2 separate regions of the Homo sapiens genome follow, and region 2 is linked to region 1. Evidence: chromatin loops called from intact Hi-C (ENCODE). Cell type or tissue: mammary epithelial cell. All regions are shown on one strand. Each heading gives the region's core, and the rest is flanking DNA. Links, peaks and the distances in the headings are about the cores only.

Evidence for each region. A loop is a pair of places that touch in the nucleus more often than their neighbours do. Peaks named below come from ENCODE experiments on the same cell type or tissue, not always from the same donor. Only the 100,000 strongest peaks of a DNase experiment are listed, where the experiment ranks them.
Region 2: it touches region 1 in a loop (2.7-fold over the local background); 5 of 110 quality-filtered maps call a loop at or near these places.

Annotation. Positions count from the first base shown.
Region 1 is chr17:16,995,259-17,011,258 of GRCh38, forward strand. No RefSeq gene overlaps it. Among named protein-coding and RNA genes, the nearest start is that of LINC02090, 15 kb to the left of the region's middle. RefSeq lists enhancers at 672-1,234, 2,280-2,329, 9,476-10,004, 15,830-16,000. In mammary epithelial cell, for the core only: a CTCF peak has its summit at 6,707 (motif pointing right); a DNase peak (open chromatin) is centred at 6,733.
Region 2 is chr17:17,067,071-17,083,070 of GRCh38, forward strand. It overlaps MPRIP (myosin phosphatase Rho interacting protein), which reads left to right. Exons shown (of 24, transcript NM_001364716.4): 2 at 8,640-8,717; 3 at 10,941-11,006. Among named protein-coding and RNA genes, the nearest start is that of MPRIP, 33 kb to the left of the region's middle. RefSeq lists enhancers at 5,084-5,609, 5,610-6,136. In mammary epithelial cell, for the core only: no CTCF peak of the experiment used is centred there; a DNase peak (open chromatin) is centred at 8,461; H3K27ac peaks cover 1,183 bases.

The DNA.
Region 1 (16,000 bases), core at 2,597-10,596:
CAATACTGCAAGACCCTGTCTCTGCAAAAATTAAAAAAAAAATTAGCCAGGCATGGTGGCATATGCCTGTAGTCCCAGCTACTATGAAGGCCGAGGCAGAAGGATTGCTTAAGCCCAAGAGTTTGAGGCTGCAGTGAGCTATGATCACGTCACTGCACTCCAGCCTGGGCAACAGAGTGAGACCTCATATCTAAAAAACAAAACAAAACAAAAAAACTGTATGTACATAAAAAAAAAATGCATAGGCCAAATGAAACTCAGCTAACAGACAAACTGGCTCTGGCCCACCAGTTTGAAATCGCTAATCAAGGGACTTAATAGTCCTCCCTCCCTTTGACTCAGGAATTCCACTTCCAGGGATTCATCCAGAAGAAATAATCCAAAATGTGGGCAAAATTTGACACCTGCACTTGAGTATTACCTTTAATTGCCAAAGCTAGAAAGTCCCTGAACACCCAAAAATAGGGGACACAAAAATGTCACAGTCAGCCTACTAGAGTGAATGTTTTGCAGCCACTTAGAATGGCTTTCATGAAGACTATGAAATGTCATCAATAGATACAGGTGATATCATTTTAATGAAGGTTGTTCAATATCACCACAATTGTCATCTACTATGAACATAAACTTTTTTTGTGACAAAAAGAAGAGGGGTTCCCCAAGGCCTCCTCTCTGGCTGGGGTAGTGTGGCTCAACAATAGGTCATCTCCCCACTGCCCGCCTTTCCTCTTTTTCCAAATGTGGAATGATGTCCTGATATAACGTTTCTTGGCACTTCCCACATTTGATTCGCATTTTAAGCACTTGACTCTCAGGAGCACATCTCCACACACCAGTTTCCCTTTGGCTGGCTGCGTGCTGGTCCACAGCCATTTGCCCTGCTGGTCCCACATAGGAAGTGCTTTGGGCAGAAATCCACCCCCTGTCCCACCCATCCCTGTTTTTCATAAGCACTTGAATCAAAACAATCTTTTTGTTATTGTTGTTGTTGTTGTTTTCAGACAGAGTTTCGCTCTTGTTGCCCAGACTGGAGTGCAGTGGCGCAATCTCAGCTCACTGCAACCTCCGCCTCCCAGATTCAAGCGATTGTCCCGCCTCAGCCTCCCGAGTAGCTGGGATTACAGGCATGCGCCACCACGCCCGGCTAATTTTTGTGTTTTTAGTAGAGACAGGGTTTCTCCATGTTGATCAGGCTGGCCTCGAACCCCCAACCTCAGGTGATCCGCCCGCCTCGGCCTCCCAAAGTGCTGGGATTACGGGTGTGAGCCACTGCGCCCGGCTGAATCAAAACAGTCTTGAACATCGTTTCTCACATTGCTGGCTGGCAGGGAGGCACCTGTCTCCAAGAATTCAACACCATGGACAACGGGATTCACTGGGCTGCCATTCTGACCGTTGCAACCGCAACCCTTTCTCTAAGCAGCTGGGATCACAGCCTCTTCCATTCTTCCTTCTTGTATATCATGTCATGGAGCAGATGCTACACACAGAAACCCAACAGTTCTTTCCAGGCTTCAACCTGTAAAACCCGACTCCACTCTGAGTATTCCAGGCCCACACATCAATGACAGTGCCTTGAAAACAGATTTAAAAAAGAAAGGGCCCCTAACCCCGCTCAGCCTCCCCGAGGAGTTGCCGCTCAGCTGCGTGCTGTGAGGTAGATGTAGAGAGAAAATGCTTCACAACCAGCAAGCCGGGTGCGGTGTGGTGCAGGCCCATCCAGCCGCCCACAGCGCCCTGCTGGGCTCAGAGGACAGGGGACGCTGCAAGGGGTGGGGCAGGGCTGCGTGGAGGGGGCCCTGTTTGAGCTGAGCCTCTGTGCTGAGTTCAGTAGTGACCTCCCCAAAAGTCATGTCCACCCAGCACCTGTGAAGGTGACGTGATTTGGAAATAGAGTCTTCTCAGCTGTGATCAAGGGAAGATGAGGTCTTGCTGGATTAGGGAGGGCCCTAACCAATGACTGGTATCTTTATAAGGCAGGGGACATTTGCACAGAGACACAGGAAGGAAGGCCACGTGAAGACGGAGGCAGAGGTTGCATCCAGAGCCCAGGAACACCTAGGGCTGCCAGCCACCAGCAGAAGCCAGGGAAGGGGCCAGGAGGGGCAGAACCTGCCGATCCCTCGATCCTGGACTGTGGCCTCTAGAACCCTGACGGGATAAACTTCTGTTGTGTTAAACCCCATTTGTGACACTGTGTGATGGCTGCCACAGGACCCTGGCAGCTTGAAGAAGGCCTTATCTAAAGGCCCCTCAGCACCTATGGGTGGTCGGCCACTCCTCCTGGGTGACAGCCCTCCTGGGTGACAGCCCTGGTGACAACCCTCTTGGGTGACAGCCCTGGGTGAAAGCCCTGCTGGGTGACAGCCCTCCTGCGTGACAGCCCTCCTGGGTGATGCCCCTCACTGCCCCTTAGTGGCTGACTGGCATGCAACAAGGCACCAGGCGCTGGCACCTCCCTATGGTCACCAGCATGTGGCACCCCTGACCTAGGTGCTGGGCACACTGCACCCCAGGTTCCTGGTCGGACTGGGAGGAGCTAGTTTGGGCGGGGTGGAGCCCTGGGCCGCCAACCCTGGACCAAAGGCAGATGGTGAGCATGGGTGGACCCGGCTTCTTTACCTTCCCGAGGCCTTGGGTGAGGGGCTGGCTGCCTGCCCTGTGCAGAGGACTTTGTCCTTGGAGCAGGTGGGTGCAATGAATTTCAGGGCTCTGACCCAGGGACAGAGGGGCACAGAGGGGTAAAGGGTCCCTCACTCTCGCCCAGCCCCTAGTCACAATCTGGGAAAATTTCCAGAGGCTGTGTGGGGTGGCGTTTTTCAAACCAGTCCAGTGGCTCAAAAGCAGTCCAGCCTCCCCTCTGACTCTCAGAGGCTGGTTCTGAGACCCCGCTCCCATGCAGGCTGACATGAGAGGGAGTGTCTATCCCAAGGGGGGCAGGAGCAGCCTTCCCGTCTGAGGATCCGCTGGGGTGGGTGGGCTTTGTCCTCCTCCTGACAGAGGGAAATGCTGGCTTCTTGAAGGACCATTCCTTAGGGTGGGGTGGGGTGGCATGGGGATGGGAATGGTGGAAAGAGCACAGATCAGGAGGGAGACCCAGAGTCCAGCCCCCTCTGCTGCTCACCTGCTGGGCTCCTCCCTCCTCTGGCCGAGCCTTGGTTTTCTCAGTTGTAAAATGGGCCTGACTCTGTCCCTGTCTTTCATGGATGGGGCATCAGCTGACCCGACAACATACAGGAAAAGCTCTGCAGAGAAACCTCTCTGAGTGCTTTTGGTTTTCAGTCTGGGGTTTTGTTTTATGTATGGTAAAATGCATATAACATAAAAGTTACCATTTTAGGCCAGACGCAGTGGCTCACGCCTATAATCCCAGCACTTTGGGAGGCCAAGGCGGGTGGATCACGAGGTCAGGAGATCGAGACCATCCTGGCTAACACGGTGAAACCCTGTCTCTGCTAAAAATACAAAAAAAAAATAGCTGGGTGTGGTGGCGGGCGCCTGTAGTCCCAGCTACTTGGGAGGCTGAGGCAGGAGAATGGCGTGAACCTGGGAGGCGGAGCTTGCAGTGAGCCGAGATCGCGCCACTGCACTCCAGCCTGAGCGACAGAGCGAGACTCAGTCTCAAAAAAAAAAAACAAAGTTACCATTTTAACTATTGTTAAGTATCTAGTTCAGTGTCATTAAGTACATTCACATTGTGACACAACCATCCCCATCGTCCATATCCAGAACCTTTCATCTTATAGAAATGAAACTGTCCCCATGAAACGCTGACTTCCCTTCCCCCTTCCCCAGCCCCTGGCAACCCCCATTCTACTTTCTGTCTCTAGAGATCTAACTACTCTAGTGCCTCACCTACATGGAATCATACACGATTTGTCTTTGTGTGACTGGCTTATTTAGCTTAGCATAATGTTCTCAAGCCCCATCCATGTGGTGGCCTGTGTCCAAACTTCCTTCCTTTTGAAAGCTGAATAACATTCCACTGTGCAGATGTCCCATAGTGTGCTTCTCCATTCATCCGTGGAGGGACATCCATGGAAGGGACACCACTTCCACATTTCAGCTATTGGGAATAAGGCTGCTGTCAACACGGGTGTGCACGCATCTCTTTGAGACCTGCTCTCTATTCTTTTCGGTATGTTCCCGGAAGTGGGATGCCTGGATCATGTGGTAATTCTGTGTGTGTGTGTGTGTGTGTGTGTGTGTGTGTGTGTCTGTGTGTGTGTCTGTGTGTGTGTGGAATCTCCTTCCTGTTTTCCTTAACAGCTGCACCAGTTGACATTCCCACCAACAATATGCAAGCATTGCAGTTTCTCCACATCCTTGACAGCATTTGTTATTATTATTTTTTTAGAGTGGCCATCACAATGGGTATGGGTGATATCTCCAGGTGTTTGAGCAGCTAGGATTTGATGCAGGCATCCAGCACTTACAAAATCCCTGGGTGAGTTGGAGGAGAGGTCTTGGGTTGCCCCTGCCCCATGGCTCCCAGAGCCCAGCAGAACCAAGCTGCCCAGGAGGTAGGAATCAGGGATGCCACTGAAGCACCACTGACTTCGTGGGGTGCAGGGACCTGGGATCAGGGCCACTGGGCAGCTCAAGACCAGACACTGGAACATTGCTTTAGACACTTCCACGTGCCTGTGACCCTGCTGGGTGGCAGAACACAGCCCAGAGCTGCCAAAAGATGTCCCCCACCCCCGCCTCCTTGATCTCACCTGGGCGTGTTACTAGTGGATCCTAACCCTGGAAGCCATTGCAAGGGAACCTGGAAATGTAGCCTTCAGCTTCCCAGTCCCTGCTGGTCAGGAAGGCACAGGAGGAGGAGGTGGAAATGAGTGTGGAGGGCCACATATCAGGCCAAAGCAGCAGGCACTCAGAACACAGCGGCCTAGAAGCAGGGTACAGGAAGGGATGCCCCTCAGCCACACCAGCCTTCAGGGCCCCAGGCAGGCTCCCTCCTGCCAAAGGTCTTTGTGTATGTTGTTCCTGCCTTATCAAGTGTTCCTCCCTATCCTCTCTGCCTCCACATAGCAAGGTAACTTCCACTCAGCCAAAAACTATCACTGTCCAGCACAGCCCAAATATCCATAAACAGAAAACATCAACAAATGACAGTATATTCATACAATGAAATACTATACAGCAATGAAAAAGAATCACCGACGACCACATACAACAATATGGGAGGATCTCACAGATGTCATTGTTGAGTGAAGAAGCCGGACTCAAAAGAGCACCATTCACAAACCTCCATTACTAGGAAGCTCAAAAAGAAGCAGAATTAATCTATGGCACAAGGGTAGAGAAGAATGGTTACTTCTCGGGGGGTGGGGGGAGTGTTGGATGGGAGGGGACAAAGGAGCCCTCTAGGGGCTGGGCACGAACTTGGTCTTCTCCAGTTTGGTCTGGGGGCTGAGCCTGAGGCACCCATGGGTAAAACTTCATCAAGCTGAACACTTAAACTGTGCACTCTTCCTATGATGAAAAAGTAAAAATAAAACAGACCCCTTTCTCTGAGAAGCCTTTTCCCAGACTAGAGCACCTTCCCCAGGATGAGCTGCCAGGGTTCTGTGCACCCCTCCTGCCAGGCTATTGTCGTGCTGTGACGGTCTGTTTCCCTGTGGGATGGTGAGGTGGTCTGCTCCCCCAGACAGTAAGCTCCATGCAGGAAGTCTCTCTGTCTTTCCAGGGCCTGTATGTCCAGTGCTCAGATCTTAAGCATCTGCTGCAAGCGTGGGTGACCCCCATCGTGGAACAAGCCCACTCTCTGGCAACAGCAATGTGAACCTTCTGCTTGTAATGTAAATGTGAAACCCAGGGCCAGTAAGAGATTCCTCAGATTTGCTGTGCAGCCATGGAAGGCAGGTTTTTCAAACAGAAACTCTTCTTCCTAAAAATATTCGATGTTCAAATCTTTTCTCTGCAAAAAAGACGGAGGAGGAAGAAGTGAAGTTGCTGTGCGTGAGCCCACCTGGAGGGCAGCAGCCCAGGAAGGGCCAAGGGACTGACAGCGACAGCTCAAGCATTGCAGCACCTGGGCCTCCTGCTCTCCCAAGCCAGCAGGATTTTCACTGACTCCCAGATGGCAGAGCCAAGCCAGTGAGAGACAGATGTTGGCTCAAGTGGTTTTGAGAGCTGATGAGTTCCCTGTCCCTGGAAGTGTGCAAGTAGAGACTAAAGGACCACTCCTGAGAAATATTGTGAGACAAGCAGGGGTTGGGACTGGAAGGATGGCCCTTGGAGGACCTCAGAGACCCAGGCCTCTTGTGTCTGTGTCCTTTTGGAACTCTTGGTCTTCGCCGAGGGAGGGATGCCCTCCAGGCTGCCTGGGACCACATAAGGTCTTGGGAGACAGGAGCAGCAGTAGCAGCTTCGTGTATGAAGGTGCTCCCAGTGCTGGGCACTGTAGGGAGGGCTATCCTACCACATCCTCTCAGCGAAGGGCTTTTGTAGAGTATGGTTAAGAATGCAGATCTGCAGTGGGTCACGCCTGCAATCCCAGCACTTGGGGAGGCTGAGACAGGAGGATGGCTTGAGCCCGGGAGTTCGAGGCTGCCTACCCCCTGCACCCCAGCCTGAATGACAGAGCGAAGAGAAATCCTGTTGTCTCTTTATTTGAAAAAAATTTTTAAGTAGGTTCTGGAGCCGGAATGTTGCAGAGAACCAGGCGCCGGCGCCTCCCAATGGTCACCAGCAGGTGGCGCCGCTGACCTAGGTGCTGGGCCCCTCGGCACCCCTCGTTCTGGGTGGCGCTGGGAGGAGCCAGTTTGGGCGGAGAGGAGCCCTGGGCCGCCTACCCTGGACTGAAGTCAGGTGTTGAGCACGGGTGGACCCGGCTTCTTTACCTTCCTGAGGCCTTGGTCGAGGGGCTGGCTGCCCGCCCTGTGCAGAGGACTTTGTCCCTGGGGTGGGTGGGTGCAATAAATGTCAGGGCTCTGACCCAGGGACAGAGGGGCACAGAGGGTAAAGGGTCCCTCACTCTCCCCTGGCAGCGGCCGCTTGTCACAGTCTAGGAAAATATCCAGAGACTGTGCCGGGTGGGGGGTTTTGCAAACCAGTCCAGTGGGTCGAAACCAGTCCAGCCGCCCCACTGAACAGATTCTGCAGTGGGTCACACCTGCAATCCCAGCGCTTGGAGAGGCTGAGGCAGGAGGATGGCTTGAGCCCAGGAGTTCGAGGCTGCCTGCCCCCTGCACCCCAGCCTGAATGACAGAGCCAAGCAAGACCCTGTTGTCTCTTTATTTAAAAAAAAAAAAAAAATTATTTTTTGTTTGAGACAGATTCTCGCTCTGTTGCCCAGGCTGGAGTACAGTGGCGCGATCTCGGCTCACTGCAAGCTCCGCCTCCCAGGTTCACGCCATTCTCCTGCCTCAGCCTCCCGAGTAGATGGGGAAAAAAAAAAAACTTTTTTAAGGTAGGTTCTGGAGCCCGACTGTCTGGCCCAACTCCAGCTTTGCCACTGTCTCGGGCAGGGCTCAGAATCAGACCCCAGAACAAGGATTCCAGAGCAAGTGCTTGGCTGGGGAGATGCAGGAAGCCCCAGGGGAGGGCACGAGAGGCAGGGAAGGGAAGAAGCCAGTAAAGTATGTGTTATCAAGGCAGTTACCAGGGAAGCACCAGGCTCCCTGCTGTGGGGAGCCCTGGGAGACAGCGTGGAGCAGGCCCCAGAGGTTGCCCCGCTGAGGAGCAAGGGGCTGGAGTAGTTGTCCGCCACCCCCACAGCCACTGTTGGCTGAGACCCTCTCCTGGGACAGGGACTCTCCAGGCCTCCAGCGGTGGAACTTGCCCGTCCTTGCAGCTGGGAGAAGCAGCCCAAGGATCCTGCTCAGGCGTCCCAGGCTTAGACGTGAAGAGGCGAGTCCTGCATGGGGAGGGTGGGTGACTGATGGATGGGACACCAGCTGTGTCCTCTGCGGCCACTGGGCAGCTGTGTGACCTCAGGCAATTGCTCAGCCTCTCTGTGTCTTCTCATCCTCCTTTGGTAGGAGGCTGCCTAGGCCCAGTGAAGGTAGAGGGCCTAGAACTGCGCCTGACACAGCACTACGCATGCCAGGATCTCAGGAGCCCAAGAGGTAGTCCTGTCACACCCCGTTTCACAGAGGAGGATGTGGAGGTCAGAGTGGCTAAGACAACTGCTCAATGCCACTGGGCACCAGAGGGCAGATGGGGCTTGGGGGACCCTGATCCCACACTCACAGGACCCCTGTCCAGTGCGCTCCTGTGGGTAGATCAAGGCAAGGCTGCCTCTAGGACCACCTCCCTCTTGCCCCGCACCAGCCAGGCATCCTCTGGGCAGGGACCATGGCAACACGGCCCCCACCTGTGGCCGGGCCTTCTGGGTCCTCTCCAGGAGGTGTCTAGGCACCACGCTGTGGCATCAGCATCACACACAATGCTGAGATGAAAAGTCTTACGCAGGTGTCTTCGCACACCTGAGCAAACATTTCTACAGGAATAATTTCCCCCAGCGGGATTCTTGGATCAAAGGGAAGCACACATGATTATTCTAGAAGTTGACAGCCATTGTCCAATTGACACCCTCACCCACAGGGCTCTTTCCCCACATCCTTGGCAATACCAGGTCCTTGTTTTTAAATCTGTGCCGACCCGATGGGCAGAGAGTGGCACCTTGTCATGCTGTCTCCTGCCTGTTTGATCCAGGATTTTGTGGACCGTGGGTTTGGCAGCTGCTGGCACTTCTTCTGCACGTTCCCTTTTTGTGTCCTTTTCCAGATTGCTATTTCTTTGGGGCTTTTTTCTTAGTGATTTGTAGGGTGCTTTAAAATAAAATCTTCTGTCTGCCATGGTCTGTAGGTGACAAATATTTCTTCTCAGCTAATTGTTTTATTTTCAGCCATGTTGGTGGGGACTTTGTGATTGTTTTGTTTTTTGTGATTGGTCTTTGGAAGTTGCTCATGTTTGTGTAATCGGATTTGTCATTCTTTTCCTTTGTCATTTCAGAGTTTGTGTCAGGAATTCTTCCCTCTTCAACCCATTCCTCCACCTCCCTCCGCAGACTGGCCGGTGTTCTCTCTAGATCTGCCTCTCCCTCCATGCCATGCTCTCGGGCCCTTCGTGGTGAAGCCAGGTGGCCGTCCTCCTGCCCCTGCCCCTGAAGGAGAAAGCTCCAAGACCTGCTGTATTCATGTCCCCTTCCTGGAGGCCCACCTTCACGTGCCCACCTACCTCCTCAGCATGCCTGAGCCCCTATCGCTTTCCTCTCGCAGCAGCCTCAGGTGCAGAGCCCGGGGACTCTGGTCTGACACCGATGGCTTCTTAACTACAATCAGCACACCTGCTGCTCACCACCCTTGGCCAGGCCAAGCCACAGCCAGGCCCAGCCCTGGATTCGAGATTGTTATTTCTGCAAAATGGATCATCCAGGCATCTCTGGCTTGTCTCTGGCCCCCCCGCACCCCTCCACCACGCCCCTGGGCTGCTGCTGCTGATGTCTCCTTCCTGCCTACATCGGACCCAGTTCCCCCATGTTCATCCCTGGGGCTGGGCCACCTGCTGCTCCCCCTGGCTCATCCACTGCCCGTTACCAAGCCGCACACAGCTCATCGACCTACAGCCACACTTGTCACACCTCCTTGCAGACCACGAGTCCAGAGAAGCACGTGATGCAACCTCCCACACCTGACTCTTTTACAAACCAACAGGCCACTGGGAGGCTGCTCTCCTTGTCTCTGGGGTGGCAGCAGGGGAAGCAGGAGAATGAACAGCCTCCAAAACTTCTCCTCAGACGGAGCCGCCATGGAGGAACAAAGGGTCACCATCAACAAAGTCCATTTAGCCCAATCAGCCTCCTGCCCAGCAAACCAGGGAGGCATGCTCTGCCCTCAGCCCTCAGGTCCCAGGGGCCCGGCCCTGGCAGCCTCTTTGTTATTCCTGGCTCCCGGGACCAGGACTCTCAGGGTGCCCATGCCAGGGAGGCCTGCATGGCCGGGAGCAGGTATTTCCTTCTGTGCCCTCTGCGGGCTCAGGAAGACCCCACCCTGCAGGTGGCAGGAAGGGGCTGTGTTGAGCAAGGGGCCCAGCAGCTGGAGTGGGCCTGGGTCTAACTCTCCACTCCTGTTTGCATTGGCAAAGCACCGCAGCTGACACGGGCTGCGGGAGCACCACGCTCAGAGGAGCCGGCGACGGCTGTTTCCCAGCTGCTGTGCAATTTGCTGAGTTCAACACACATGTATTGACTGCCCACTGTGTTTTCTGTGCTCACTTGGAAATTCTGTTGAGCGCCTACTATGTGCTAGGCACTTGTCTGTGTGCTGGGGATATGGCCTGGGGCAAAGGTGTCAGTTCAGCTCCCCTGGGAAGTAGACAACAGGTTGGAGTTAGAGATACAAGAACTGTGTTAGGAGAAGGAGCTGTAAAGGAGAAAGGGGCGAGGGGCAGAGCAGTCAGGGAGAGCATGGAGCGCACCAAGCACAATGCTTGTGAAGGAGAGGGGCCACTGGAGAGCTGGGCGGGGGAGCCTCACCCGGCCCCAGGGGGTCTCTGGAGCAAAGATGGCCAGTACTGGGGTCCCAGGTTGGGCAGGATGATTTGAATGTGGCGGAAGATCCCCAAGTAGCTGGAGGCTGTCAGCTGACTGCACTTCTTGCAGAGGCTTCTCTCTTGAAGGCCGACCTGAGAAGAGCACCTCCATGGTGGCCACGGGAGATTAAATGCAGCTGCCATCCTGTGGAGGGGATGGACAACACACCAAGCAGCAACTGCACCCCCTTCTAGAACAGAGGCCCCAAATGACAGTGCTTCAAGAGAGGTGGGAGCTGGCTGTGCACAGTGGCTCATGCCTGTAATCCCAGAGCTATGGGAGGCCGAGGTGGGAGGCTCACTTGAGGCCAGGAGTTCAAGGCCTGCCTGGGCAACATAACGAGACCCCATTTCTACAAAAAATACCAAAAAAAAATTCAGCTGGACATGGTGGCATGTGGCTATAGTCCCAGCTACTCAGAAAGCTGAGGTGGGAGGATTGCTAGAGCCCAGGCTAGGCTGCAGTGAGCTATGATGGTGCCACTGTACTGCAGCCTGGGTGACAGAGTGAGACCCAGTCTCTTAAAAAAAAAAAAAAAATTATTAAGGGGAGGGCAAGCCCTTTTCCATACTTTCTTAACCCTGCTGTTTAGGATGTGGACATGATGGTGCACTGTCTTGAGCTACATGGACAAGAGAAACACCCTAGGGATGGGAGAGAGAAGGGTGGATCCCTGAATAACTGCATGGAGCAGAGTTGCCACCGCAGCCCTGAACTGCCCTGCCACCCCTAGACAGTGTGCTGGAGAAATGAACCTCTGTCTTGTTAAAGCCACTGTTGTTAGACGTAGCTAAACCTAGATCCTAAATACAAACATAGCATGTTCTTTTTTTTTTTTTTTTTTTTTCCTGAGGCGGAGTCTCACTCTTCGCCCAGGCTGGACTGCAATGGCACAATCTCGGCTCACTGCAACCTCCACCTCCCAGGTTGAAGCAATTCTCCCACCTCAGCCTCCCAAGTAGCTGGTATTACAGGCGTGCGCCACCACGCCTGGCTAATTTTTGTATTTTTAGTAGAGACGGGGTTTCACCACATTGGCCAGACTGCTCTCGAACTCCTGACCTCAAGTAATCCGCCTGTCTCAGCCTCCCAAAGTGCTGGGGTTCCAGCCACTGCACCCCTCCACACATAGCGTGTTCTTTTTGTCCACATAAAACTTACCATCTTGACCATCGTGAAATGCACAGTTCAGTGGCACTAAGCACAGTCTCATTGTTGTGCAACCATTACCATCGTCCATCTCAAGAACTTTTTCGCCGGGTGCGGTGGCTCACGCCTGTAATCTCAATGCTTTGGGAGGCCAAGGTGGGCAGATCACAAGGTCAGGAGATCGAGGCCATCCTGGCTAACACGGTGAAACCCCGTCTCTGCTAAAAATACAAAAAATTAGGCGGGCGTGGTGGCGGGCGCCTGTAGTCCCAGCTACTCAGACGCTGAGGCAGGAGAATGGCGTGAACCCAGGAGGCGGAGCTTGCAGTGAGCCGAGATAGGGCCACTGCACTCTAGCCTGGGCGACAGAGCGAGACTCCGTCTCTTAAAAAAAAAAAAAAAGAACTTTTTCATCTTCCTCAAATTGAAACTGTCTCCAATGAACAGTAAACAGTAACTCCCCATTCCCCTTCCCTTAGCTCGTATAAGTGGAATCATATAGAGTTTGTCTTTTCACGGAATATTACGCCCTCACGTTCTTCCATATTGTAGCATGTGCCAGAATTTCCTTCCTTTGTAAGACTGAATAATATTTCATTGTACGCACAGACCACATTTTTGTTTATCGATGGTCATTTGGGTGGCTTCCACCTTTTCGTTGTTGTAAAGAATGCTGCTATAGTGAGCTGAGATCACGCCACTGCGCTCCAGCCTAGGCAACAGAGTGAGACTCCGTCTCAAAAAAAAAAGAATGCTGCTATAAACATGGGTGAACAAACATCTGTTGGAGACCCTGATCTCAATTATTTTTGGGGTATTTTTTGGTATATACCCAAAAGCGGAATTACTAGATTATATGGTAATTCTGCACAGTGACTTTTCCACTAGTGTTTAACATGGTGTCTTGACAGAATAGCTGTAAGATTACACTGAAAAAGCAGCAGGGGAAGTGCTGTGAAGGCGGCCCATGAGCTTGTAGGAAAGGCGGTCAGCAGCACACCTCCACTGTAATGGGTTTGTTTACCCGCTAGCCTACCAACAGCTGCAGGCCCCTTTCCTGGCCCTGGCCCTGCCCCTGCCCCACATTGCTCCCCACATTAGACCCAGCTGTGCTGCACCTCTGCCCTTCTGCCCCGGCTCCTGCTTGTTACAGGGAAGGGCTGGAGGGCTCTTTGTCCAGGTTTGTCATCCAATATGAGCACTCAGTGCACACGGATGGCTTTACCTGGCACTCAGCCAGTGAACTCAGCATCTGCTCCGGCCCTTTAGCACTGAGCTAGGCTATCTACCTTCATAGGCCAATCACAGGTTGTCACAGGTAAATGACCACATGTGGTTTGTGCCTCACTTTCTGACTTTGGAACATAATCCCCTGGTAGGGGTGGGGGAGGGCCATTTTTCTGGAGCTTCCTCCTATTTTCAAGCTTTATCATGCAGAACAAAACCTTCTAAGCAGAAGCCTCAATGTCCTCTTTCTGTGGGTTGCATGTGTCCCCCAAAAGGCGTGTATTCAACACTTAATCCCCGGTGCAATGGTATTGGGAGCTGGGGCCTAATAGGAGGTGTTTAGGTTATAAGGTGCCCACCGTCACGCATGGGTTAATGCTGATTATAAAAGGCCTTGAGACTGTGAGTTTGGTCTCTTACCCTCCTGATTTCCACCATGGGATGAGGCAGCAAGAAGGCCCTCACCAAATGCTGGGCTCAGGCCAGCACCATGCCCTTGGGCTTCCCAGCCTCCAGAATTATGAGCCACATAAATGTCTGATTATTATAAATGACCCAGTCTCAGGTATTCTGTTATAGCAGCACGAAATGGACTCAGACATCTGTCTGCCAGCCCTGCCCTCCTGAGGGCTGGAATGCCGTTCGCTGCACTTCCCAGCCTCTCTACTTTGCCTCACACTGACTTCCCTCCCTGGAACCAGCAGTTCCTGCTTATTTGGGCGTTTTCAGATCTTACTGATCTTTCAAGGGCACCTCCTCTGTGAACTTACCTGGGTCCTTCCCAGCTTGGAGGGATCTCACAGCACATTCTGTAGCCAGTACCATGTTCTACCGTCTCTTCTAAAGCACAGTTCCTGGGCCAGAGCCCCAGCATGGCCTGCAGGCTGCAGGAAATGTGAATTCCAAGGCCCCCCTAGACCTCCTGATTCAGAAACTGGTGGTGGAGCCAACAATCTGTGTCTTATTGGCATAGATAGTTCTAGGTCTACCAGGCTGCCAGGAGGCCTCAATGGCTTGACAATCATGGGGCACGAAGCAACGCCCGCGAGTCAGCAGCAGGGGGTCCCAGCTGGTCTCCCCAAGGGTTCTTCTTCCCTCCTCTTCTTCTTAAAGTGTGGGAAAATTTACAGCAAAGTACACAAATGTTGGTGTGCAAATCAATGCCTTTTAACAAATGTGTCCACCCCGTCATCACACCCCAGATGAAGACATGGAACATTTCCAGGACCCCAGAAAGCTCCCTGGTGCCTCCTTCCCGTCAATAACCCCATCCTCCACCAGCCCCACCAAGAAACCACCACCAGGACTTCTGTCTCCATAGATGACTTTTGCCTGTTTTTTTTTTGTTTTTTTTTTTTGAGACGGAGTCTCGCTCTGTCACACAGGCTGGAGTGCCGTGGCACCATCTCGGCTCACTGCAAGCTCTGCCTCCCGGGTTCACGCCATTCTCCTGCCTCAGCGCGTGAGTAGCTGGGACTACAGGCGCCCGCCGCCCCGCCCGGCTAATTTTTTGTATATTTAGTAGAGAAGGGGTTTCACTGTGTTAGCCAGGATGGTCTCGATCTCCTGACCTCGTAATCCACCTGCCTCAGCCTCCCAAAGTGTTGGGACTACAGGCGTGAGCCACCGCACCCAACCTTGCCTGTTTTTGACCTCCATACTGTGCATGCTCTTTTGCGTCTGGATTCTTTTGTCTGACTTTATCTGCGAGATTCATCTAACTTGTTGCATGGAAGAGTCATTTGGTCTTTTCCTCTGCTATGCAATGCAGGAGAACATTTGTTTGTTTTTAGTTTATAGAATGCAGTAAGTTTTCTTTTGGTGGACATCAGCACTTGTTTCTCTTGGGTGTCTGACCCTTTCCCATGCTTTCCAACCCTAGCTTCTAAGCTCTCTGAGGGTACAGAGTTTGCCTCTGTCTATCCTGGCCTGACACGCAGTCTCCTCCTGTCAGCATTTACTCAGTCCAAATTGCAACAGGGGCAGGTCCCTGCCAGCTGAGGGAGCTATTCTTCCAGCTCAGCAGGGGGTTGGCCAGTCTTGTCCTCTGGGACAAAGCCCAGCCAGAGTTCTGGGCACTGTGGTTCAGAAGGCCTGAGACACGTGGTTTTACCAGGGCTGGGTACCAAGAACCATGCTTGAGGCTGACGGCATTTCATTGGCAGCGTCTGTGGGGGGCTTGGGGACTCAGCCGTGGGAAGCCTGTTCTGCACACAGCCATGGCGCAAGAAATGCTTTTTCCTGCGACGGTTCAGTGAGAACCATGATGGCAGTGGTGCAGCATCCTCCCAGCTTGGTTTTTAAACATGGGAAGGGCTTCTAAAAAGTCACACAGCTGGTTAATGTTTGAACCAGGGTGGCACAGGTTTGTGCGAAGCAGTGAGTGGAGCTGTCTGAATGCCAGGAGGAGGGTCACCCTGGAGGCGGGTGACACAGGGGTCAGTGCAGGTCAGAGGCAGAGGCTGGGCCCAGATGCCATGCGAGCTCCAGGCCACTTTCCCAGAGAAGTGAGCGGCGGCCAGGCTGCCGGAGGCTGTGTGGCCTCTTCAGGCCCTCACTGGTCCTGATTTTGAGGGGTGACTCATGCCGGCTTGGACATCCACTTCTGGCTCAAGTTGCTCTGGGTTCCTCCACACAGACCAGAGGGATTCCTGCGTCACAGGAATCCAGGAAGGGGTGGGGGGAGTTGCAGGTTGAGAAGACAGAGGTGAGTGGCCCCCGGGCCCCTCCCCTGTTGAGTCACGGGAAGGGAATGGAAATAGTGTGTGCTGAAGCTGAGTCAGGGCCCAGCCTCACCTTCTCGGGACCTCATATGGGCTCTGAGGCGAGAGGCCCACCTGTCCCCCCCTCCTTGCTGCCTCCTCTCCCAAGCATGAGGAGGGCGAGCAGGAAGGATTTAGGTTAGCTCTCAAGAAGGACTTCCTGAATCGCGCCAGGCGACACTGAGAGGCATCTCTCAAAGGAAGTTGTGAAATCTTCCTTGGGACCAATTTGAGGTTTGGTCTGGGTCCAACCAGGACTATCTTTATGGCTCTAGAATATTTTCAAGTGTTAGACATTCCTTCCTCGACATGACTC
Region 2 (16,000 bases), core at 5,348-13,347, 75 kb after region 1:
TATCTTACCTGGGCACTTCATCACGCACAAGGGCTGTAACATTTGCAGTTCGAGGTGTGATAGAAAAATTAGCATGAATTTCTTTTTCTTTCTCAATTTCAGCGATAGAAGATTTATTCTTACTGTACATCTTAGCAACCTCAGCATATGATTTTTTTTCTTAAATTGAAAACTTTTACCATTTCCCTTAAAGGAAGCACTTTATGGCTTCTCTTTGGCATATTCAAATTGCTGTCATCACTACTCTTGTGCTTTGGGGCCATTATGTATAATACTAGCTGGATGCACAAGCACTGCAACACCACCACAGTCCATCTGATAACTGACAGCTACTAAGTGACTAAGGGGCAGGTAGAGTATACAGCGTGGATGCGCTGGACAAAGGGGAGGCTCCACATCCTGGGAAGATGGAGCAGGACGATGCAAGATTTCATCACACTACTCAGAATGGCATGCAGTTTAAAACCTGTAAATTATTTCAGGAATTTTCCATTTAATATTTTAAGGCTGTGGTTGACCGTGGGTAAGGGAAACCGTGGAACTGTGGATGGAGGAGGGGGGAACTACTGTGTATTAATGAGGAATATTAGTCCATAGTTCTTTATTTCATTTTTAAAAAATTTTGGGGTTTTGTCATGTAATTTGTTTGGTTTTGGTGTCAGGGTAACACCAGCTTCATAAAATGAATTGGAAAGTGTTTCTTCTTCTTCTTCTTCTTCCTTTTTTTTTTTTTTTTTTTTTTTTAACAATTATATAGAATTAGTGTCAGTTCCTTAAACACTTGTTAGAAATCTCCAGTAAAACCATCTGGGCTTGGAGATTTCTTTTTTGTGAGTTATGGAATTACATATTCAATTTCCTTAATAGTTATATAATCATTTAAATTATGTGTTTTTTAGAGAAGTGGGTCCATTTCCTATATGTTGTCAAATTAGTGTTGGTAGAATTGTATTAGTATTCCTCATTATCCCTTTGATGTCTGCAGAATCTGTGATGCTATCCCTGTTTTATTTCTGATAACAATTTGTGCCATTATGTCTTTTTTTTTCTTTTTTGGTCTTGTCAGCAGTGTTTTTTTGTTTTGTTTTTTGTTTTTTGAGATGAAGTTTCGCTCTTGTTGCCCAGGCTGGAATGCAGTGGAGCGATCTCGGCTCACTGCAACCTCTGCCTCCCAGGTTCAAGCGATTCTGCTGCCTCAGCCTCCAGAGTAGCTGGGATTACAGGCATGCTCCACTACGCCCGGCTAATTTTATATTTTTAGTAGAGACGGGGTTTCTTCATGTTGGTCAGGCTGGTCTCGAACTCCTGACCTCAGGTGATCTGCCCACCTCGGCCTCCCAAAGTGCTGGAATTACAGGCATGAACCACCGCGCCTGGCTGAAGTTGATCAGTTTTATCAGTCTGTTCAAAGAACCAGCTCTTTGTTTCACTGATTTTTTCATTGATTTCTACCTTTATCTTTTTTTTTTTTTCTTTTTGAGACGAAGTCTCACTCTGTTGCCCATGCTGGAGTGCAGTGTTACAGTCTTGGCTCACTGCAACCTCCGCCTCCCGGTTTCAGGCAATTCTCCTGCCTCAGCCTCCTGAGTAGCTGGGACTACAGGTGTGTGCCACCACACCCAGCTAATTTTTGTATTTTTAGTAGAGATGGGGTTTCACTGTGTTGGCCAGGCTGGTCTCAAACTCCTGACCTTGTGATCTGCTTGCCTCGGTCTGTAATCCCATAGTGCTGGGATTACAGGTGTGAGCCACTGCGCCCAGCCCGATTTCTACTTTTATCTTTTATTATTTCCTTCTTTTTCTTGCTTTTGATATATTTTGTACTTATTTTTCTAGGTTCTTGAGATAGAAGCTTAGATTATTTATTTGAGACCTTTCCTCTTTTCTAATGTGAGCATCATAGTTACGTTAGTTCCCTCCTAGGACTGCTTTAATTGTGTTATTGAGAGGGATGTTGAAGTCTCCAACAATATTTGTGGATTTATTTATTTTTCCTTTTAGTTCTATTAGTTTTAACTTCACATAATTTTGCAGCTCTGATGTTTAAAGGTGCATGAACATTTAGGCTCACTATGTCTCAGTGAATTGACCCTTTTATCATTATATAATATTCCTCTTTGTCTCTGGTCATTTTCTTTGTGCTGAAATATAATTTATCTGATAACATAACAACTCTGCTCTCCTTAGATTAATATTTTCAGGATGTATCACTTTTAGTTTTTTCTTTTCAACCTGCCTGTCATCATTATATTTGCAGTGAATTTTTTGTAGACAGTGTACAGTTGAATTATTTTAAAAATCTACTCTATCAATCTTTTAATTGGTGTATTTAGATCATTTACATTTAAAATATTTACGGATAACTTAGGGCATAGTTAATGCGTCTCTGGTTATTATTTCTGTTTTGTTTTGCTTTTTTTTTTTTCCTGCTTCCTTTGGGTTACTTGAACATTTTCTTTAGAATTGTATTTTGATTTATATATCAAAATATAGTTTTTTAAGTGTATCTCTTTGTATATATTTTTTACTGGTTATAATAAGACGTGACTTTATATAGACATAACTTGTCACAGTCTCTTGGTGGTGTCATTTTACCAGTTCAAGAGAGTACCTGTCTGTTCACTCCTTTACCTTTTCCTTGTATAATTGTCTTAAGTGTTTACTTCACATACGTTTAGAACCACATTAGACAGTTTTTGCTTTAGTCACGAAACAGAAAACTCAAGAGAAGGAAAGCCTAATTATTTACCCCCTCCCTCCCTTTATTTTACTGTGTTCTTTCTTCCTTTCAGATGTTCCAGGATTCCTTCTTCTATGATTTCCTTTTTGTTTAGAAAACTTCCTTTGGCCATTTTGCTAGGGGTAAGTCAGCAAAAAACTTCTCTTAGTTTTCCTTCATCTGAGAAGGTCTGGATTTCCCTTTCATTCCTGAAGGATATTTTTACTGGTTATAGGATTCTAGGTTGACAGGTGTTTTCTTTCAGCACCAGAAAAGTAGTGTGCCACTTCCTTCTGGTCTCCATGGTTCCTGATAAGAAATCTATTGTCATTCTGCTTAGTTTTCTCAAAACTATAAGGTCTTATTTTTCTCTGGCTGCTTTTGAGATTTTTTTTCTCTGGCTTTCTTTGTCTTTTAGGTTTTTCTTTAGTTTAGTTATTGTATGTCTTGGTCTGGATTTCTTTGGGTTTATCCTTTGATGTTCACTAAACTTCTTGAATGTGTAGGTTGCCACTTTTGCCAAATTTGGGAGGTTTCTAGCCATTCTTTGAGCCCTTTTTCCGCTTCACCCTTCCTCCTATCCTGCAGAGACTCTGATGACATGAATGTTAGACTTCTTGTTACAGTTCCACAGTTCCCTTTTATTTATTCATTTTTTCCTGTCTGTTTTTCCTCTGTTATTAGATGGGATGATTTCTGTTGTTCTGTGTTCCAGTTCACTGATTCTTTCATTGCCCCCAATCCTTCTGCTCTTAAGCCCACCCGGGAGCTTTTATTTCAGTTACCGTATTTTTCAATTTCAGGATTTTTGTTTGGTTCTTACAGCTTCTATTTCTTTGCTGTCTTTCCCTTTAATTCAAGTGTGCTCATAATTTCTTGTTGAAGCATTTTATCATGGGTGCTTTAAAATCTTTAAATGTGGGATAATTCTAGCATGGCTGTCATCTTGGTGTTGGCATTTCTTGGTTGTCTTTGTTCATTCAGTTTGTGACCTTCCTGGTTCTTGGTATGATGATGATTTTTGGTGGAAACCAAGTGTTTTTGTATTCTGTTGGGTGACTCTGGGTCTCATTTGAACCTTCTCTTTCAGTGGATTTTTCTGACAGTGCTTCCGTGGGGGAAGGGAGTCACCATGACCACCTGGTTACTTAGATGGAGACAGAAGTCCATCCCTCGGCCTCCACTGATGCCTGAACTGGGAGGCTCCTCATCATGGGTTCCCTTCCCACTGGGCAATGGTAAAAACCCTGACCCTCCTCTGGGCGCCCTCTGACACACCCTAGCATGGAGCAAGAAGGGTCCTCGTTGCTGTTGGTGGGATGTAAGGCCCTTGTGTCTTCTGACACCACCCTGGCCGGGGTGTGGGGCACCTCACAAGGGTGGAAGTCCAACCTTTGCTCACTTGGGGGTGGGGTGCTGCCTTTCCTGTGACTTTTGGCCAGAGTAAGGCGGTTCTTGTCTAAGAGTTTTCTGTCTTGTTGGGCTGCTCCTTTCTGGTTCTTCAGCTATGGAAAGTAGCTTTTTGTTGTTGTTTTTTTTGGTTGTGTGCCCATTGGCGTTTTCAGGTTGCCAGTTTCTCCAGTACCCACTCTGGGATAGTGAGACAAAAAGAAAGCCTGGGAGAGTCACCACGGTGTCCTTCCTTGGATCCTGGGTCCCTGGCCCACTTACCTTTTTTTCTCCACCTTTCAGAGTCTTCTCATGTTTGTCTTATACATGATGGCCCCAGGTTTTTGGTTGTACTTAGCAGGAGAAATCTACATCTGCCCCATCGTCCAGGAAGCAGAAGTTTCAAGGCACTGTTTTTGAAAGAGCTTCAGGTTGAAGGCACACCCAGACCACCAGCAGCCTCTTCCTAGAGGCCAGCCAGAAGTGGAGCCTCCGACTTGTGTGGGTCATGAGTGAAGGCCGAGTTTAATTGGAGAGGAGGTAGCTCGGGGGAGTCTCTCATGTGGTCACTTTTATATGGGATCCGGAGCCACATGCATCCTCTGGGAGGACCTGCATAGAAAGGGGCCCTGTGTGCAGGGCTGCTTGAAACAGGACTCGGGCCCCATCCTTTGGGTCCTTACAGCCCAGCTCAGATCCCCCATGTCAACAACAGATACCTGCTTCTCCTGCCTCCCTCCAAAATGCCCAGCAGCTCAACCAGAAAACAGCAAAGCTAAGCCTACCCACGCAGCATTTCCAGAGCACACTCCCTCCTGCCTGCTGCCTTTTGGGCTGTCTGTTTTAGTGTCCCAGTTTCAGATTATTATAGGACCGTCTGGAAGAGAATACTTTAGGGCCTTTTAGAGGTGCTGCCCCAGGACCAGGTGGGCGTGCGTGGGAGCCTCTGCCCGTGGGCATTGCTGCACTTAAAGACACTGTGGTCTGCTGTGCGGGGGAGGATGCAGCAGTTTTAGATAGTCTGAGACATAGAGAAGCAGCAGCTCTTCCTGGGAGGCCTTTCCCACGCCTTGGGGATGAGGACAGGTTGTCTGAGTCAGGACCTAGGTTATGTAAGGAGAAGGTAACTCAGAGAGGGCACCACCCACCCACTGCTGGCCTAGGCCGGTGGGCACTCACCTCCACTCCCTCTGCACACCTGCCTCAGGATCAAGGACACAGCCAGGGCTAGGCAGACCCCATCCCTGCCTTCCTGGAGCGAAGGTTCTGGGGTGGGGGTGGGGGGCAAGACATGTCATAGCAATGTAATTACGTACATAATGAAATGGTAGGTAGAAATTAGTTCTGTGATGTGCAGTGACGGTAATGGCAGAAGTGAGTTGTTAGAGACTGAGGGGGAGGGTCAGGACTGTCCCCTTGAGGAAGGGACATTTCGGGGAAGCCCTGAGGGATGGTAGAGAGGGCCAGGTTTTGGGGAGCTGAGGAGGCTGGGGGAGGCTGCGCAGCCCACGTGGCTGGCTGTGAGAGGCAAGAGTGGTGGTGATATAGCTGGCCAGTTCCTGTCCCTGGCTCCCTGGACTTGAGGAGTGAGTTCTCAGTAATTACAGATGGCTCCTCATGGCCCCATGGCGCCATCATTCCTGCCTCTGCACCTGTGCATCAGCTGCGCCCCTGCCCAGAGAGTCCTCTCCACCCCAGGCCTCCCCCTGTTATCTATGGGGTCCTTACCTTCAGGGCTTTTTTTTAATAGCTTTATTAAGATAAAATTCACACGTCATACGTTTAACCCATTTAAATGATACAATTCTATGATTTTTAGGATATTCCAACTGATGTGCAGCCATCATCACAGTCACTTTTAGAACATTACATCATCGCCAAAAGAAACCCTGCACCTCTTGGCTGTCACCAACCCCTTCCGCCGTCCCAGCCCCAGGCAGCCACTCCTCTGCTCTCTATCACTCTGGAATTGCTTTGATGAACGCTGGGTGGGGTGTCACCTGCATCCCAGCCTGCTCCTCCACCCAGAGGCCCTACATCTCGCTCTCTGCTCTGTGTCTGCGCCGCCCGCCCACCTGCATCAGTCCCCTCTGTGGTGATCCATATCAGGAAGTCACAGCCAAGCAAAGTGGCTGCTGCAGGCTCCCTGGTATACAGCACCCAGGGCCATGCACACGGGGTTCCTGAGCAGAGGTTTGCTGACGATGCCTGGGTTGAGACCAGGGCTCGGGTTCTGAGGGAACAGATGCTGATCCCTTGGCTCCCCACAGTTCCTCCTGGAGAAAGGTCAGGTAAATGTAGCTGATTATGTGATGACACCCCAAGCCCTGCCTCCAGAGGCCAGGGTGGTGGCGCATAGTCAAGATGGAGATAGAGGAATGGCTTGGCAGGCTAGCCTCTGGCCTCACAGGTGGGCACTTGTGGCCGGTGAGAGGCCGAGCTGGGAGTCACAGAGTCCAGATACACACAGGGAGTTGTCCAGCTCCGGCTTTCCCATGCAAGGCCTCTGGGTGGGGTCTGCTTAGGATGTGCACTCCTGGGTGGGGTGTGGAGAGGCCGAGCGTGTGTGCCCACCTTGAGGTTTGCTGGGCACAGCTGGAGTTCGTAGAGAGCACAGACCTCTCCTCGCCTTTGCTTCTGCCTTCCCAGGTGGGATTTCCACCACATACTCCTTGGCCCTCCTGGACTATGTCTGCAGCCAACACCCACTCCCCTGTTGCAGCAAAGCAAGCCTCTCCTGTCCTTGCAGCTTTCCCCCGACCCCAGGCACACAGCTCCACTTGCACCATTCATGGGGAAAGCCAGTGCTCCTGGGGACCTTGAGGACCCTGCAGGCGGAAGCCAAGTAAAGGGGGGTTCTTGGTTCAGCCTGGAGGCTGTGTGGCCTCTGGCACGTGGCCTGCCCTCTCTGAGTCACGGTCTGCAGCTACCAAATGAGGTAGTGTGGTGGGGCCTCCTAGTTTGGAGAGCACTGAATAAAAAGCACATCAGGAGGACCCATGAGGGGTCCTGTGTGTGTAAGCAGCAGTCAGAGAACTTGGGTTTTAATTTGTGTTACCGCCCTCCGAAAGGCACTGGATAAATGGGACTGGTTGTACCTTTTCCAATGCATTCTCGCCAGCTGGGTGTGGCTGAGGAAGGAGATTGAGCCAGAGTGTCTGTCTAGATTCCCCTTGTTGAGCTCCTCCCGTGGTCTGGGGAGTGGGGACTCTGTGGCTGGTAAAATATAGCAGTGCCTCACATTTGTTGAGACCTCACAGGCCAGACACTGTGCTCAGTGTTCTTTGTGCAGCTTTTTAAGTTGAGCTATAATTCACATATCTTAAGATTCACTCTCTTAAAGTATACAGTTTGGTGAGTTTTAGCATATTTACAATGTTGTGCAACCATCTCCACTGTCTAATTCTAGAATATTTTAGTCACCCACGAAAGAAACCCCATACCTGTTAGCTGTCTCTCCTTATTTCCTTTCCTCCAGTCCCTGGCGACCACTAATCTGCTTTCTGTGCTGTGGATTTGCCTATTCTGGACCATTTGCATAAGTGGAATTCTGTAATATGTGGGCTTTTGTGCCTGGCTTCTTTGACTTAGCATCATGTTTTCGGGGTTCCTCGGTGTTGTGGTGTATGTTAGTGCTTCATTCCTTTTTCTGGCTGAATAATGTTCCCTTGTGTGGACCCATCACACTTTGTTCATCTATTCATCTGTCCATGGATATTTGGGCTGTTACCACCTTTTGGCAGGTGTGAATAATACTGCTATGAACATTCATGTGCAGGTATTTATTTGAGCCCCTGTTTTCCGTTTTCTTGGGTGTGTATACATAGGGGTGAAATTGCTGGGCCCTAGGGTAACTCTGCCTTTAACTTTCTGAGGAACTGCCAGACTTTTCCAAGGTGGCAGCACCGTTTTACATCCCTGTGCTGGGTTTTACTGATTGCATTATCTCATCAGTCCTCACATCAGAGTCATGAGGTTTAGGTAGAATTGTCATCACTCTCACTTTTCAAATGGGAGAGTTTGAACTCAAAGAGTTTCTGCACGCAGTCACACAGCCAGTCAGTTGATGATTCTTTGGCCAGAGCTGGCTTTGATCACGAAAGCAGTCTCTTCTCCAGGCCCTGTTTTGTATCTTCAGGATGAAGCTTTTTGACTGTGTTGTTCATGTCCTATTTCCTGGCGCCTGGCACACACTGACACTCACATATTTGTTGAATAACATGTCATTTTTTCCTGATCTTGGTGGCTTGATCAGTAACTTGCAGGAGACAGCATGTCTTAGGGGATCCTGTACTCTCCAGGTTCTCACACTCCTGCCAGGGCCTGTATGCTCTCCACCCCGGATGCTGCAGAATCCCCGCCAGCCTCTGACTCTCAAGCAGCTGCAGACGCACCGCAGTGGAAATAGGTGTCATGACCTCTGCAGAGCAGAGGCAACATCTGTTTCCAGCGAGTGCTTGCTGTTAACTTGACCTGTTCTCTCTTCTGGGTTGAAGGCTGCTGGTGACCTGCCCTCTTTTTTCTCCTCTAGGCAAAACCCATTTATGGCGGTTGGCTGCTCCTGGCTCCAGATGGGACCGACTTTGACAACCCAGTGCACCGGTCTCGGGTAAGGGCATCAGAGCCAACTCTCAGGGAGGAACCAGAGAAGGGACCCATCTAAGGGTGAACTGGCAGAGTGGAAGAGGGAGATGGAGAGTTGAACAGTGGATCCTGGGATAGCAGGACCAGCAGGGCTCCCCCATTTGGTGCACTTGTACGTTGTACAGAAAAGGTCTCAATTATACATAGTTGTGTGTAGTGCTCCCTTCAGAATGAGGAGCTCTCATGTGGGTGTTGCCTGTTTTGTGGGTCAGGTTGACTCTAGGAACAGTAAAATGGAAGAGGCAAAAGAGCAGTTAAAGGTTTGCATTATACCGAGCAGCTCCCAATTCCTTCCATGCCAAGGCCTGCCCCTGTAGCACCTCCCTTCTTCCTGAGCCAGGGGTTCAGCACACTAGCACTAGTGAAGGGTTGGGGGCCCAGAGGCCTTGGCTTACCTCTTACTAAAATGTGCATTGCCCAGGGCAGGGCCCCGCTAGAGCTGGGACCATCATTGGCCTGACCTGTGGTTTGTTTCTCTGCCAGGAAGCCCCTCTGGATTTGACTCCGGTTACAAAACTCTCCTTCCTCACAAACTTTCTTACAGTGCTGCCGCTTGCACCCTATAAATTGCTTCCACTCAGCCCCCTCCATCCCCGGGAGCTCCCTTTCCTCTTCTTCTTAGTTTCTGCTGCTCATCCTTTCCCCACCCTGAATATTACACTTTGGAGTAGGGGCCTTGGGCTGTGTATTCTGGTCCCACAGGCCTTGCATTGTGTCTCTGTTCTTTGGGATTGCTTCTAGAATGGGTTTTGATTTCAGAGGCTGCACATAAGGCCCTTGGAAATGTTCCTGGGAAACATGTTCAGGTGGCCTCCTCTACACACCCAGCATAGACCAGCCCTCTACAAGGCCTCTTTGCAAGGCCCTTTGAGTCCCTGTTCATGCCACCCAGACAGGAGAACTCAGGCATCACTGGTCCAGCTGGGCTGCAGTTTCCAGGGAGTAGTTCCCTTTCCTATTTTATATCAAGGTTGTACAAAATTGCCATTTCCAGCCTCTGACAGGAGTCTTTTTATAAATGATAACCCTGGCCCAAAGCAGAGAGATGTGCTTTTATAGTCAGTTCACGTGGCCTCACTGCCAGTTAAACTCTGAGTATTGTTGGGCTCTTTGCTTTTTTTTTTTTTTTTTTTTTTTGAAACAGAGTCTTGCTCTGTCACCCAGGCTGGAGTGCAGTGGCATGATCTCGATTCAGTGCAGTCTTGACCTCCCAGGTTCATGTGATCCTCTTACCTCAGCCTCCTGAGTAGCTGGGGCTACAGGCGTGCATCACCATGCCTAGCTAATTTTTGTATTTTTTGTAGAGACGGGGTTTCACCATGCTGCCCAGGCTGGATTGGGCTTGTTGAAATGTTGAAAATAGGTCATGGACCCTTGTGATGATTTGGGGCTGGGAGCTGTGCCTGTCATTCATGACCTGGGCCAGCAGACTCGCATTATGGACAAGTCCCTTCTCCCCACACAAAGGAAGACATACACCGCATAGTCCATTTCATTTCAGCTCCTGATGGCATCTGACCGCCGTGGACACTTCCCAGTGGTCTGGCTTTTGGAGGGAGAGTAGAGCGGGGGATGATCTGTGCCAGTTGGTCACTCCTTGGATATTGGAGTTATTTCCACTGGTCTTGCTGCTCCTCTGTTTTGATTTTCATTAACTCATTTCACCTCAGTGAATTCTGGAGCCTGGCTGTTTTTGTGCCTCCTCTTTGCCAGTGGATCATCAGAACAACCCCTTTTGTAGCAGTTTCCCAGGTTTTTTCAGAAGTGGTGAATCCATGCCTTGGCATTCCTGGATTATTCCATGTCATGTCAGATCATTCATCAAATAAATATTGACACATGTCATGTGATGCATTCTATGCTGAGCACCATCAGGAATACAAAAAGGTAACCACACGTTGTTTCTGCTCCTGAGGAGCTTCCAAGTGTTAAAAAAAAAAAAAAAAAAAGACTTCTTATTAAGCCTCAATCACTCATGTGATTTGGGCCTGTCTCCCAGCCCAGTCCTGGCTGATGAATCAACATTCTTGTGCCTCGGGTCCCTCTTTTCCTGCCACCTGCCCCAGAAGTGGAATCTGTGGAGTGACCTTCCTTAGATATGGACTTGTCAGACGTGGGAACTCCAGAAGCCAAGCTCTGGGGCCAGGACCCAGATCCTCCTAACCACCCACCTTGTGCTCCGTTGCAGAAATGGCAGCGACGGTTCTTCATCCTTTACGAGCACGGCCTCTTGCGCTACGCCCTGGATGAGATGGTAAGTGTTATCCTTGCCCACTCCCTGTCCCCAGCCTTCACCAAGTCCCTCCATTACAGTGCCCTTGCGTTGTCATGTGAGAGCACAGCAGCCATGTGCTCCTGCTTGTGTCTGTTTGGGAGTGTGGAATGTTTTGAAGAACTTGTGGCACCTGCTGGAGACAGCTTTAAAAACCCAGACCTTTGGTTTGAAACATCATCTTCTGTGGTCTTGAGTGAGAGGAAGAAGTGAGGGAGGAAGTCATTTCTGTTGAAGGCTAATAGTGTGGACTTCACTGGAGCACTCCTGGTTAGGGGAAAGCAAGGGCAAAGTCCTGGATCACGTGTGCAGGCTGTGGACCTGTGGGCGTGGGGCAGGGGCTGGCCCTGGGGCTGGCACATGTGCTCACGCACCTAGTCCTGGGGTTGCCTGTCAATTCTGCGACTGTAATTGGTTTTGCTTGTCTCATTTGAGCTTGGCTTAGTTTTCCGAGCTGACTTCAGAGGCCTCCTGGTCACAAGGTCATCGTTCTTCTGGTCACTAAACCAGGCAGACAGGCTTCTTCCTCCTCCCCACCTCCCTGGTTTTCCAGTTGCTTCCTGGGCTGGATGAGTGTTTGCTGCTGTTGCCCCAGAGGCCAAACCTGAAAATCAACTAGGTGGAATTTCTGGCTTTTCTTTTTCCACCCATTTTATCTCCTGACTTTTTCTCTAAAGGAGATTAGTCTCTCCTAATTAATCTAAAGTAGGACTGCATTCCAAACTTTGTAAAGGGTTGAAGATGCGAGATTTGATCGCCTTTTCCAGTTCCACTTGGTGGGTGAATGTTTGTGTGCCCATATGTGCAGCATTTTAAAATTGGGACTGTCCTGGAAAGCCTAGTCTCACTATGTAAAATAGGCAGCCCCTGCCTATCCTACCCAGAGTTTGTTTCTTTGCTGCAGGGGCGAGACAGACTCTGGAAGTATGAGTGGAGATAACTGTCCCTAGAGGTACCTTCCAGACTGCGGCAGGGGGTGGCGGGGGTGCCTGGGATTTTTGGGTGGTCATTACAGCTCACATGTGCAAAGGTCAGAAGTGGGCGTGTTTGTACTCGAGTCCTAACCTTTGTGATGTGATATGTTTTCTACTTTTGTTTCTGGGGTGAATTAAGAGGATGGTACCATAATCCTGTATCAACTGTCACCTCACTGGTTCCTACTTAAAAAGAATTGTCTTCCTTTTCATTCTTTCCGGTGAGCATATTTGTACATCATGATTAGAGCATAGGGGGTTTTTGCTATGGGAACGTCTGTGCTCCAGGGTAGTGTACTGGAGGTGAGCACCGATTGTGGACTTGGCTGGAAGTAGGAGCAGGGAGACAAAGCATTTGGACACTCCGTTCCTTTGAGGCAAGAAAGCAGACCTGGAGGATTAGACTTCACACTTCGTGTTCTCCTGGCTTAGCCCTTACACAGGGAGTAGCCCTGGGGTCAGAGCTGGGCTCCTGCAGCTGTGAGGTTTATCTTGCCTCCCTGTGGCTGACTGACTGGCTGAGTCCTGCAATTGACTTAACAGTATCAGAGGAGCCTCAAGAGGTCACTGGATTACATTCAGGCTGGGCTGGGTCATGAACCATCCCAAAAAAACAAAGTTCCCTGCACTGTTTCCTTGGGGACTGATAATTTCAGTCAGGAAATCTTTCTTTAGGTCTAACTAAAGTCCAGCAAAATCCATTATTCCCTCTGGCTCAGTTGCACAAGCACAAAGAGGGTAGCTTCTGGGGACGCCTTGGTGCTGGCACAAGTGCAGAGCACATGCTGCCTCCCAGGCACGGCTTCTGGATAATTGAGGCCGCTTAGCCAGGAGCACCGACACTTCACAGTGCACTGTGGTCTCCCAGCAACCTGGATATGAGTTGCGTATTATTTCATGGAGTGCTCAGGCAGAGGTGGGACTGTGCCAGGGATGTGGGGAAAGAAAGAAGTCCCAGGGAAAACTTGGACTGAGAGAGGGCATGGGGGCAGGCCCAGAGCTGGGAGTTTTGGGCCACGGGCTGCTTTCTGGCAGATGACCTGGGAGCTGGAGAAACTGACCCAGTGAGCCCATCAGTAAATACTGCTTTGCCCAGCCGAGGCTGTGGAGGGGTTTCCCTGTTGTATCAGGAAGGTCACAGGGGAAGGTTGCAAGGAGGCACTTAGGGTAGAAGCCAGGTGGGAGGAGGCAGAGGCTGGAGAGATTTCTCTAGCACCCAGTGCTCTGCATCAGGGTTTGCTCCTCAGAGCCACTCCCCAGAGTGAGCAGACAGCCTGTAGCCCAGGAGCTCCAGCTTAACGGTCAACCGCCCTGAGCTGAGAGTCCCACCCCAAACAGGCTGGCAGGATCCTGAGACCTGGAGCAGGAAAACTCCATTTCAGATAGGCTTATGTGTGGGTAAACTCCAGCCAAGCTGGAAGCTTCCTTTGTGAGTGCCTGGAAATAGACCAGTGGTCCTCAGCGTCATGCCTCCCAGGGCCACTGGCCATGTCTGGAGTCATCCTTGATTGTCACACCTGGGGCAGGAATGCTGCTGGCATCTAGTGGGTGGAGGCCAGGGATGCTACTGAATCTCCTTCACAGAACAGCCCCCAGAACAAGGAAGGCTCCAGCCCAAAATGTCAACAGTGCCAAGGCCAAGAAACTGAGCAGTTTCGACAGGGGTTTATTTAAATTCTTATTTATTTTTAAAAATGAAAATGTAAATGTGATTTGCTATTAGCTCTGCTCTTAAACAGCACGGGACTCACCTGTCAGATTTCCTGGAGTGAGGGGGATGATGGTGCAGTGCCAGTCGTAGAATGGGGTGGGCCTGTTTCTGATCTAGAGAGGTCTACGGGGTTCCCCTGCACACCAGGCAACCACAGGGCCTGCAGAACTGCTTGTGTGTGTGTGTACCAGGGAGCACATAGGTGGCACTCCCTACGTGGTGCCCTCAGACCGTGATGTTGCAAAGCAATCCCTACCTGGGCATTTGTCTCCAAAAGCAGCAGCTCTAAGCAGCCCGTGGCTACCTCTGACCCTCCCAGGCTCATATAATAAACTATAGCATTTTATGGCTGGTCTGTGCCCTCCACACTCAATCAGCATCTATTTCGAATTGTTACTGACTTATATGATGTTACCATTTGATTTCATTTGCTTGAGTGTTATCTTGCCAACTAGACTGACTTCTTGTTGTTGTTGGGCCCGTGATAATTCTTGGTGTGTCTCCCCATTGTCTAGCATGGGGTTTGGGCGGCACAAATCTAGCCAGGTGTTCTGTAAATATGTGTGGAGTTGAACTACCAACTTTGTAAATGCCTTGCTGCGTAATTTCTGCTCCCAGCTTGAAAACCTTAAGACAGGGCGGGTAGGAAAAGAGAGAAGATAGGAAAAGGGGTGTTCCTCGGAGGGAGATTAGCAATGTAGTGACCTTTAGGGATTACTCAGCAGAAGGGAGAAAACCTCCCAAGAGCTCCAGATAACTGGGATGGGGAAAATTCGGTTACCTCAGCCCCACTGGGTTGGGACCTGGAGAGGAAGGTGGACATCAGGAGGTCACAGCGTGCAGGAGAGGGAGGAAGGCAGCAGCAGTCCCTGGATCTGGGGACAGTGGCTTCGGGAAGCCCTTTCTGCTCGGGGACTTCTGCTGGGGCTGGGGCTGCTGGACTTCATCCAGTTCCGGAAGCTGACCATTGCCTCTCCAGGCAGCCCTGAGATGGGGCTAACTTTGGGGAATCTCTTTTCCTTTTTTGGGAAATTTCTTTCTCGATACACCCACGTACCCTGTAACTGGTGGGTGTGGAGGAGAGGCAAATTTCCCGAAAAAGGAAAAGAAATTTCTCAAATGCAGGCTGAGGTGAGGTGGGGTCCGGGCAGCCTCACAGACAAGTAAAAGCCTGAGAGATTTGGCTGGGCCCCTGGTTTTTCAGGAGTGGACAAAGCAACAATCTAGAAACCCAGATTGCTGCCTCTGTCCTCTGCCTTTGTTTCTCCACCTGTAAAGTGCTGCCCATGATTTTACCTAATTCTGTCACCAAGTTTTTGGGGACTGATGTCGAGCTGAGGTGTGGATGTCACCAGACATCACTAGAAGGCTCTTGGGAGGAGCTCCAGGTCTAGAAGGAGAGTGGGAGCGCCAGGAGTTTAGGGTGGAGCAGGCCAGGCCATGAGGCTTTGGGATTCTCAAGGGCCTGCTCTCCAAGGCAAAAAGCTGATCAAATGCTTTTTCCAATTTTTTTTTTTTTTTTTTTTTTTTTTTGAGACGGAGTTTCGCTCTTGTTGCCCAGGCTGGAGTGCAATGGCGCAGTCTCGGCTCACAGCAACCTCCGACTCCCAGGTTCAAACCATTATCCTGCCTCAGCCTCCGGAGTAGCTGGGATTACAGGCATGGGCCACCATGCCCAGCTAATTTTGTATTTTTAGTAGAGATGGGGTTTCTTCATGCTGGACAGGCTGGTCTTGAACTCCAGACCTCAGGTGATCCGCCCGCCTCGGCCTCCCAAAGTGCTGGGATTACAGGCATGAGCCACCGTGCCCGGTCTGTTCGAATGTTTTTAACTGTGGTAAGTACACTGGAAATTCACCATCTTAATCGTTTTTAAGTGTGCAGTTCAGTGGCATTAAGTACATTCACATTGTTGCACAACCACCACCACCGGTCTCTCTCCAGGACCCTTTTCAACTTGCTAACTGAACTGTGCACCCATTGAACTATAACTCCCTTCCCCAGCCCCTGGAAACCCCCATGCTATTCTCTGTCTCTATGAATTTGACTCCTCCAGCACCTCACATAAATGGGATCATGCAGTGTTTGTCCTTTGTGACTGGTGTATTTCACTCAGCATAAGGTCCTGAAAGATCATCCTGGTTGGTGTCAGAATTTCCTCCCTCCTGATTGTGGTAGGTCTGATGATCTTGGACCATGTCTGCTGACCCCAAGCCTCTCACACATGGAAGCCATGGAGAGACTGAGGCCACCTTCTGTGGCAGGCATGGTGCTGAGGGCCGGCCTCCATG